2 separate regions of the Homo sapiens genome follow, and region 2 is linked to region 1. The links are chromatin loops, found by intact Hi-C in ENCODE. Cell type or tissue: PC-3. All regions are shown on one strand. Each heading gives the region's core, and the rest is flanking DNA. Links, peaks and the distances in the headings are about the cores only. Region 1 has its middle 11 kb from the start of PLSCR5-AS1. Region 2 overlaps PLSCR1 (phospholipid scramblase 1).

What was found. A loop is a pair of places that touch in the nucleus more often than their neighbours do. Peaks named below come from ENCODE experiments on the same cell type or tissue, not always from the same donor. Only the 100,000 strongest peaks of a DNase experiment are listed, where the experiment ranks them.
Region 2: a loop joins it to region 1, with 2.4 times the contacts of the local background. A loop is called at or near these places in 1 of 110 quality-filtered maps.

Annotation. Positions count from the first base shown.
Region 1 is chr3:146,575,610-146,581,002 of GRCh38, reverse strand. It overlaps a transcript of PLSCR5 not described here. Among named protein-coding and RNA genes, the nearest start is that of PLSCR5-AS1, 11 kb to the left of the region's middle. In PC-3, for the core only: a CTCF peak has its summit at 3,136 (motif pointing right); a DNase peak (open chromatin) is centred at 3,132.
Region 2 is chr3:146,525,958-146,531,350 of GRCh38, reverse strand. PLSCR1 (phospholipid scramblase 1) reads left to right here. Exons shown (of 9, transcript NM_021105.3): 4 at 2,520-2,737. Among named protein-coding and RNA genes, the nearest start is that of PLSCR1, 16 kb to the left of the region's middle. In PC-3, for the core only: no CTCF peak of the experiment used is centred there; a DNase peak (open chromatin) is centred at 2,200; H3K4me3 peaks cover 908 bases; H3K27ac peaks cover 1,437 bases.

The sequences.
Region 1 (5,393 bases), core at 255-5,254:
TAAGCAGGTTTAATACTAGTTTTGATTGTTACTCGTTTGATTGTTAATGCAAGGAGTGAACAATCAATTCTTTCCTAGAAGGATGAGAATTTTACACCCTCAAACCCATGAAAAAGTAATTCAGGGTAACAAAATAGAAATAGAACTGCTGTTACATTTTAGCGTAGACCAGAAAGAAGAAAGCATGACTTAAGAATATTTAGGAAAAGAGTGTACCAGGCAGATATAAAAGTAAATGCGGGGCAGGCGCGGTGGCTCACGCCTATAATCCCAGCACTTTGAGAGGCCAAGGCGGGCGGCTTGCCTGAGCTCAGGAGTTCTCGAACAGCCGGGCAACACGGTGAAACTCCATCTCTGCTAAAATACAAAAAATTAACTGGGCATGGCAGCGTGGCCTGTAGTCCCAGCTACTCGGGAGGCTGAGGTAGAAGAATTGCTTGAACCCGGGAGGCCGAGATTGCAGTGAGCCGAAATCGTACCACTGCACTCCAGCCTGGGCGACAGAGAAAGACTCCGTCTCAAAAAAAAAAAAAAAAAAAAAAAAAAAAGCAAATTCAAAGGCTCTGAGTCAAGAGCAACTGGGCAAGTTTGAGAAGCACAGGAAGCCAGTATGGAGTACAGTAAACAAGAAGAGAGAGAAATGAACTGCTGTAGGAAAAGTAGCTAGGGGCTAAATCACATACAGTCTTGCAAGGCAAGTTTAGGAAGAGAAATTGACAAAACTTGGCATTTCGTTAGATATGGAATGTAAAGGATTTTAAGAACTCTAGTATATAAAATCAGTTCATTCCAATTTTTGTCATTAGAAACTGAAGGTATGGCCATGACACTCATAAGAACAGGTTCAAATCAGTGTTACAGGTGCTACAATAAAAAGAATGTACCACAAAGGCACAAAAAAAGGAAGCATTCAATACCATTTAAGGTGGAAAGTTAGTACCCCTAGAGAGTAGCTAACAAATAACGCATGAGTTGAATATGTGTCTTCCATGCTAAGTGGGGTCAAAGCTAGGAAGTGTTTGGCTGGGAGAACATTCCAAGCGAAGAGCACAGCACAAACAAAGGCACAGAAGAAATAGAAATATAGTAGTCAGAATGAAGAATGAAGAGGTTGCATAAGATCAGAATGTGCTTAATGAGGTCAGACTCTCTTAGGCTAGGCCACATTGTCCCACTCAGCTGTGCCCCACGTATCCTCCAAGTGATGGTGCTAGATGATGATTCAACTAATATTTTCTTCTGAATTTACGTACTTTGTATTTGGCCAAAGCATCTTCTAGGGGCTTTCGAAATTGTTTAGAAACTGTATTGAAACTCGGAAACTGAATCTGAGCGAATTGACAAGTATTAAGGAGGAACAAAACAATATCTTTCCGAAGCCATAATATCTGGAAGGAAGGAAGCTAAAACTTGTTAGATAAATCAGACTTTCCTACAAAAGAGGGGTTTGGATAGATGATCTGAAGAATTCAGGTTATAGCCCAGACAGGTTGCACACTGAAATTCTAATTCATTTGAGCCTTAATTAGAGGTTTATGGACACATTATTTTTAGATTTGTTGTATTTTATTTTCAAAATGAAAACAAACTGAGGAAATAACATAAACGTTTACTACTTCATAATTTACTCTTACTCCTGTTTGGTAAGTTTTATATTATTGTTTCTTTAATTGCTAAAATAAGGGGAAATGAAATTATTGTTTATCATATTTTGACTTTTCAAATTAAGCATTTTTTCCTTTCTATACACTTTGATTTTTATCATTTCTCCTTACATTGTGTTTTGCTCACCTTGGAAGAAAAAATTCTTTTTAATAAAATTTCTCTAAATAAGTGTAAATGGATTTTGTCTATTTCTTATGCTGTGAAATTTTTGCCATTAAAAATAGGTGGGAATTGTACTTAGTGACATGTATTGTGGTTCATTCTAACTGTCTAGGTGTTAAATTTAGGCATCACATATTTAAATAATTTGAATTGAATAATTTAAAGGATCTATAATATATTTTAAAAAGAAAAAAATTTTCATTAAAAATCTTGTTAAAGAAATGGAAAAAACCATAGTAACTTTTGCTGGCTGAGCCTCTATTTTATGACTGTCTGCCAAGTATTATTATCAGCATTATTGAAAATGCATTTCAAGGCATTTTTGATTTAATTATAAATATATTGTTTTTAAAAAACAATTACAATGGAACTATAAGAGATTTCAAATATTAAAATTTGATATTTTGCCCAAAACAAAATTAAAACACGATAAGACTATTTGTTTCACAAATATATAAAGCCTAGCATTAATGAACATTATGAGACACTGGGCTAGACTTCTTACAAACATTTCTCATCTGATTCCAGTGCCACACATTATAAGCCCAAAGGTACAGATGAAAAAAATCAATGCTCAGGAAGGTTAAGTAACTTGACAGATTTTACAAAACTGTTAGCTTTTTGTCGACCTTCCAGAATGAAGAATATGAGTGGGCAGGAAATGGCACAAGGAAATCACTTTTAAAATAAGGAAATAAAATGGGAAGCCAAAAAACTAGGGGAGAGATGCTTTTATTCCTTTAAGACCTGAATTAATAATATTCTCATCAATATTATGTACTCTTTCTATTTAGAAAGGTAACATATAAACAACTTTAACTCTTTTATCCACTGATAGTATATCTGTGGTGTTATTCTGTGGTTATCTTTGTGGTTATTATTCCACATAATAGATAAAGTAGCCAATGTGTAAGCCTGAAAAAATACCTTTGAGAAAAAGTTTACATTATATTGGAGTAATTAATAAAAAACTTTATTAAACATAAAAGATTTGGAAAATATTTTCCAATATCAATAAATCATAAAAGCAGTTTCGGTCTACCATTTCATTGCCTCTTCAATATTAATTTTAGCTTAACCAAATAATAAAATAAAATGTCAGTATTCATTTTGGCACCTATATTATATTCTTAAGTACATTGAATGTTTTAAACTATACCATATTTTTAATTATGTTGAAAGCTAGCTGTAGAAAATACATAGAAAGACTAATAGAGAATTAAACAGTTGTTACTTTTTAAAATCCAGTTACATATGCCTAGGTAATATATATGTTTAATAAGTCTTTCATGCTGCAGATGGCAGCAACACTTCACATTATGATGGCATTGCTTAGCTACACCAGCAGAATCTTGAAAATACAAATTTCTATTGAGTATTCATTTTGTTCTTTCTGTAATCTGGGAAATAAAACACATCAATTTTGTGTGTAGAAGGGTAAAATTTGATGTTATGTTTTTAATAAACTGAGAAACACTATATTTGTTAATGTATTATGCACATGATGAAAGTTTAGTAATTACTATTTTTAATGAGCAGACTGAATTGATGGACAGTTTCCATCAATTTAGTGAATGCATATATTCCTATTTTTCTAAGGAAACTGAGTAACATTGGCGTACCAAACAGTTAAATAAAAGCACCATAAAATCAAGCATATAATTGAAAGTAGAGTCCCAACTCTGATTTTCTATTTGTCATTTAAGAGCTAAACCATCAGTACACAAAATCTAAAATTATTTAAAATTATACAGAAAATCCACTCATTTTTGGTCATTTGTATGTTGCATCCTGATCGCCTTCAGAGGAAATGTATAGGCCAAACCAAGACACATCCATGGAGTCAAGTCCCAGTTTGGTGACTCAAGGTCATTGAGCAAGTGTGAGTAGGTCTAAGAATGGATACAAATGCCCCACCATTTTAAATAGGCTTTTAAGGTAACAAGATGATAAGAACATAAAACCATAATATTCTATCTAGAGTTAAGGTCAGGGGTCAGAAGCAGGAAAAAGCAATATAAATGTAGAAAAATCAACTTATCGTATGTTGACTTTTAACCCAGGCTAAATGTTTAAATAACATAGCTATTTTTTAAAAATATCCATACCCAGACCTCATTCTGTACCAATTAAGTCAAAATCCCTAAGAGTATCTTTTAAGTCACTTAATTCTTTTTTTTAAAAAAAGACTAGTAATTCTAATGTACAACCAGTGTCATAAACAATTTCTTTTCTAATGCTGACAAAATAGTATAACTTTTATTTTTAATTCCGGATTCAAAATTTGGCTTTCAAAACTATAGTAATCAGTGTCTGGCTTACTTATATAGACTTTATTTTAACCTGAGCCTTTATATTATAGTACTGTAATGTCCCTCTAGAATCCCATTATAGATCTCTAGCCTATTATCTTTAAGCAATAATAATAATGATATCATCTTATTTTTTAGAATTATTTAGAGTATTTCAAAGCACTTCCACACATATGAATGGCCTGCACTGGACCTCACAAGAAAACAGAGGGTTTCAACTGTGCATAACATCAGAGATGACCAGGTGCAACCTCCATATATTGAAGACTTAGAAAATGAGAAATATAAAAATTAAATTACTTTGTTTTACTTTGTGCCCACAAGTCTTTTTATTATACAAGAGTATATGCAAAAAGACTATACATAAATATATAAAATGCTCAACATGGTAAATTGTTTAATAAATTATGGTTCACATATAGAATGGGGTTCTGTTTTCTTAGAATGAGATTTTTAGATGATAAAATACATAGAGAGATAGACAGGATGGAAATTATTATATAGTTGGTAAAGGAAAAGCATTTACTTTGCATGTGTGCAGAACTATGATTCAATTCTTGTAAAATTAAAAAATAAGTACATATAATGTGCGTGTGTGTGAGAGAGAGAGAGAGAAAGAGAGAGAGAGGGAGAGGTGGAAAAGGTTAAATTTCCTAATTGCTACAGCAGAAGCACAGGTATGCAAATCACCTAAAAGCCATATTGATTTTTTTAAGATATACATTTAAAAGAATGCCAGCCAGGATATAGATCTACTCTAAGGTATTTCAAATTAGTAGCTCACCTTTCAAAACCATGAGATAACTTTTTTGATCAACAGAAATATTGTAAAGATTTGAGAGAAGTATTAAGCTCCTAGATCTAACTCTGGGGAACCCATATGATTGTGATCAAATTCAGAACAATGCATATTTTTTGTGGAAAATAAGTTCTTCCCAAGGGCTGTTCATAAATTTAACTTAGTCAGACAACCTTAATGAGCGAGGTTATTCTGGCCTACAAAACACAGCTGGGAGAAATGGACATGCAATCATCAATAGGAATATGTGTCTTCCTGATTTTTGGCAGCCAAGTCCCAGAAACACAGTTACTGGCTCTGACAGCGTCTCAGTACAAATAAGAACTACAGGAACTAAGACAGTTTGGTTCTTAGTAGAAATTAAAAAAAAAAAAAGGAGTACATAGTCCAGAAATGTAATGATGCTTACTCTATATGGAAAATTAATTTATGATAAAATGATGTTTTTCAAAGGA
Region 2 (5,393 bases), core at 158-5,157, 50 kb after region 1:
GGCTAACACTAAACTCAGGATGGCCTTTTCCATGCTCTCTCTTTAACTTCCTCTTGAGCCTGGCTTGCTGTTATTCAGCTAGACTGGCTATTTTTCAGATTTTTAAAGGCCTATGTTAGTTACTGTCCCAGGACGTTGCTCTGAAATGTTCTTTCTGTGACTCTGGCCTCCTGAACTCCTGTGCATCCTTCAGATCTCAGCATAAAGGTGACCCCTCAAGGCAGCTGTTCCTGCTCCTTCCCTTTTTCTCTTCCCATCTCAATAGCGACCTTTGGCATCTCTAGTCATAAAACCGTGGTCTCTTACTTGAAAGCATTTATCTCCAATTCTAATGAATCAATTAATTACACTGGTATTATAGCTCCCTAGAATAAGTGGGGATATAAAGTTGTCTCTCTCATTAAACAATGATGGGCAGGGATTGCATCTGTGTTTTCCATTGTAAATTCTAATGCTTTTCCACTCCTGAAAATTTTGTAAGATATAGATAAGACCATGGAACTCATTCTTCTGCTTAAATTCCTCCAGTACTTGCCAATCATAATTGGAACCAAATCCAGACTCCTTACTAAGGCCTCCTTTGATGAACAGCTTCCTGTTGCTTTGCTAACAGCCTTTCCTAGTCGTCTTCTTTCTTATGACATTCCTCTCTCTTTTACGCCTGTCAAATTCATTACAAAGTCAGAGGTATTCTATTTGCCTTTCTTTCCTCCTGAAGCATTTATCACTAATCTTCATATAAAGCTTTTCTCTTCTCATCTTTTAGACCTTGATATAAATTATATTTACCCAAAGTAACTGCCTCATACCCTGCCCTCGCTCGCATACATTCTCTCCATCACATCCATATGAATTTTTTTTGTTTTAAATGTGTTTTCTTTCTCCCAGAAGTTGACTGTAAGCTCTCTGACAGCAGGCTGCCTCCTTGAGAATTGTATCCTCATATTCTACAACACAGCCAGTCACATTATGATCATTTGTAAATATTCATTCATCATAAAGGAATAAATTATAAAAGCTATATTTATGATGCATTATTGTGAGGTTTATTCTGTTTTTCTAAGCCTTATTTTTGAAGGGCAAATGAATTTTATCATAAATGATCCATTTAAAAGAATTTGTAAATTTCCTATTCTAAGTATTACATTTTGCATAGGCTTTAATGTTAAAATATTGAGAAACACAGTCCTTTGAAATTGTATTCCACTGCTATGGAATTGCTACACTGTGGACCATACAAACAGGTATATAAATCTTCATTGTAATCACACATTCGCAGAGAATATGAAGTACATTTACTGTTATTAAATTTCTGCCTCTTACAATTTTTTGCCATCCTTGTTTCTCAAATTATATTTTCCAGAGACCAAAGGATGTTAAATTGTGAAATTTAAATTTCTAACCTAAATATTATAATAGAATTTTATTTTAATGAAGAAGGACTTAGGAAAGCAATACATTATGGATTAAAACATAAGGCAAAGGATTAACCCAAGCAGGCATCTGGAATGTACTAAAAGAAATGACGTGTACTAAACGAATGGGCGCGGTGGCTCACGCCTGTAATCCCAGCACTTTGGGAAGCTGAGGTGGGCAGATCACGAGGTCAGGAGATCGAGACCATCCTGGCTAACACACTGAAACCCCGTCTCTACTAAAAAATACAAAAAATTAGCTGGGCGTGGTGGTGGGCGCCTGTAGTTCCAGCTACTTAGGAGGCTGAGGCAGGAGAATGGTGTGAACCCAGGAGGTGGAGCTTGCAGTGAGCAGAGATGATGCCACCGCACTCCAGCCTGGGCGACAGAGCAAGACTCTGTCTCAAAAAAAAAAAAAATGGAAAGAAAGAAATGACGTGCTTTCACCTTCAACAGTGGCACTATAATATTTTGGGCTGGACAATTCTTCATTTTTAGGGAGCTGTTCTGGCTCTTTTAAGATGTGTAGCAGCAGCCCTGGCCTCTACCCACCAGATGCAGTATTATCTTCCCCTCCAGTTGTGACCAAAAAAAGTCTGCAGATCTTGTCAAATATCCCTGGCAGAGAGGGGGCAAAACTACCCCCAGTTCTATACATATATTATAAGGCATTTGCTAGAATTTCAGAATTATCATTTTTCACAAGATACTTTGGCCCTAGAAATGCTGACTCAAAGCCATTATTTTGGGCCTTCTACCAATGACGTGTTTGTTTCCCTTGAAGGCTTGCCAGAATCTTTATGTAGGTGACTCTAGATCATGGTTATTTATTTTCATTTTCTCAGATATTAAAGCATATTTTCCTTCTGAGTTTTGAATGGTAAGGGTAAGGCTATTCACCGCATACTATCATCCAAATAGAAGTGGATGTGCAACCACAGATATTTCATTGAAAAATCTCAGAAAGAGAAAAGCGTATTAAACATCACAGATACAGATGTCTACGCTGAAATGTCAACTTATAGATAGATGGCATAACCCTAAAAAGGTTGACAATTCCATTTTTGGTGCAGTTACAAATCATTTCACTTGTTTGTATTTCAGGACCTCCAGGATATAGTGGCTACCCTGGGCCCCAGGTCAGCTACCCACCCCCACCAGCCGGCCATTCAGGTCCTGGCCCAGCTGGCTTTCCTGTCCCAAATCAGCCAGTGTATAATCAGCCAGTATATAATCAGCCAGTTGGAGCTGCAGGGGTACCATGGATGCCAGCGCCACAGCCTCCATTAAACTGTCCACCTGGATTAGAATATTTAAGTCAGGTAATTTCAAAGACACAAAATACTCATAAAAAACAGAACTGTGCTTCCAGCTTGCTTAACCAGATTAGCAAATGAATAATTCACCAAAGTCTGAAATAGCAAAACTGTATTTTCTGCTAACAGATTACTCTAATTCTTCTAGGTCTGGTTCAATTTTAAAGCAAAATACAAATGCCTTAGAAAATTGTATTTTCTGTTATCTTAAATACAATCTATGATAATGGCCAATAGCAAACATTTAATTAGCACTGTTTCCTGCCTTTGTTGTATGCCTGATACATGTATTAACTCATTTAATCCTTATTGAAAGTCTGTGATGTATAGGTGCTACATTTTTCAAAAGAAGAAACTGAGGTCCAGAGAGGTTATATAGCTCACTCTGGGGTGAGAACCTAAAGAGTCAAGACTGTTTTTTTAATCCCGAAACTTTGGTACTGAGCGAAGTGCTCTTTAGTCTCAATACTGAATAATTGCCTTATAATTTGGAAGAAAATTTAAATAAAGTTTATTGTTGAGTTTCAATAAGTGGCCCCAAACAAGGGGTTAATATTTTATGTATAATATGACTCACCTTTTTATTGTAACTAATAAAACTGCATTTTTATGATGCTGCTTTTGTTCTTTGGAAGACCTAATTTTATAAATGCCATTAATAAAGGAGTAAAAAGTCCTGGATTTTGTTGCACTAAATTATAATTAATCTCAGCAATAAGAGGTTTAACATTTAATTGGTGTTAGAAATCAGGTAGGTCAAATAGAAACAAGAAACTCTGTGTGTCCAGTCTATACACATACAAATATTCTTGTGATATTCAACCAGTTTTCATTTCATAAATCATTTCTTTCTTGCACTCTCTTTAGTAACTTAATTTCCCACAATGTGCTTAAGTGGCATAATCATAGGAATTTTTGGTCATTATTATATTATGCAAGAAATACATAGAAATAGATATTTTAAAAATCAGAGTCTCATAAAATACATAAAGGATGTTATCACATATGACAAAGGTTGATATTAAGTATGCTTAATACAAATCTGAAACTTGTAAAAAAAAATCTCTTTGATGGCTAAAAAAGTTACCAATATTTCTTCAGCCTATTCTAGAAGGAAGATTGTTTTCTACCTTTTGAATTGTTTTTGACACATAATAATTGTGCATATTTATGGAGTACAGTCTGGCATTTTAATGCACATGTACTACGTGTAATGAAAAATAAGGATAATTAGCATATCTGTCACTTTTAATATTTATCATTTCTTAGTGTTGAGAACATTCCAAATCCTCTCTTCTAGCTATTTGAAAATATACAATAAATTATTGTTAATTATAGTCAGCCTACATAGCTATAGAACACTAGAATTTATTCCTCCTATCTAGCTGTAATTTTGTATTCATTAACCAACTTCTCTTTATACCTCTCCTCCCTACCCTTCACAGTTTCTAGTAACCACTATTCTAGTATCTACTTTTTTTTTTAGATGGAGTCTCATCCTGTCACCCAGGCTGGAGTGCAATGGCACGATCTCGGCTCACTGCAACCTCCGCCTCCCGGGTTCAAGCTATTCTCTTGCCTCAGCCTCCCAAGTAGCTGGGCTACAGGCTCCTGCCACCACACCCAGCTCATTTTTGTATTTTTAGTAGAGACGGTTTCACCATACTGGCCAGGCTGGTCTTGAACTCCTGAACTTGTGATCCGCCTGCCTTGGCCTCCCAAAATGCTGGGATTACAGTCGTGAACCACTGCGCCTGGCCTCTACTCTCTACTTCTAAGAAATCAATTTTTTTAAGCTTCCATGTATGAGTGAGAACATTCAGTATTTTTCTTTCTGTGCCTGGCTTATTTCACTTAACATAATGTCCCTTAGGCTCATCCATGTTGCTGCCAATGACAGGATTTCATTCATTTTTATGGCTGATTTTTATTCCATTGTGTGTATTAAGAATGAATTTTTCTTTATTCATTTATCTATTGATGAATACTTAGGTTGATTCTATATATTGACTGTTAGTGCTGCAATAAGCATGAGATTGCAGATACCTCTGACATATTGATTTCCTTTCCTTTAAAATTTTTGTTTTGAAAATTTTGAAAAAATACTGTTTCAAAAAAAACAGTAGTGGGATTGCTGAATCATATGGTGGCTGTAATTTTAATTTTTGAGGAACCGCTACACTGTTCTCCATAATGGCTGCTCTAATTTACTTTCCCACCAACAGATTTCCCCTTCTCCACATTTTTACCATTATTTGTTATTTTTTGTCTTTTTGATAAAAATTCTTAACTGTACAAAGATAATATCTCATTGTGGTTTGGATTTCATTTCCCTGGTGATTAGTGATGTTGAGCATTTTTTCATAAACTTACTGGCCATTTTGTATCAATTTTCTTTTCTTTTTTTTTTCTTTCTTTTTTTTTTTTTTTTTTTTTGAGATGGAGTCTCACGCTTGTTGCCCAGGCTGGAGTGCAGTAGCGCGATCTCGGCTCACTGCAACATCTGCCGCCTGGGTTCAGGCGATTCTCCTGCCTGAGCCTCCCAAGTAGCTGGGACTACAGGCACCTGCCACCACACCCAGCTCATTTTTTGTATTTTTAGTAGAGACAGGGTTTCACCATGTCAGCCAGGATGGTCTCGATCTCCTGACCTCGTGATCTG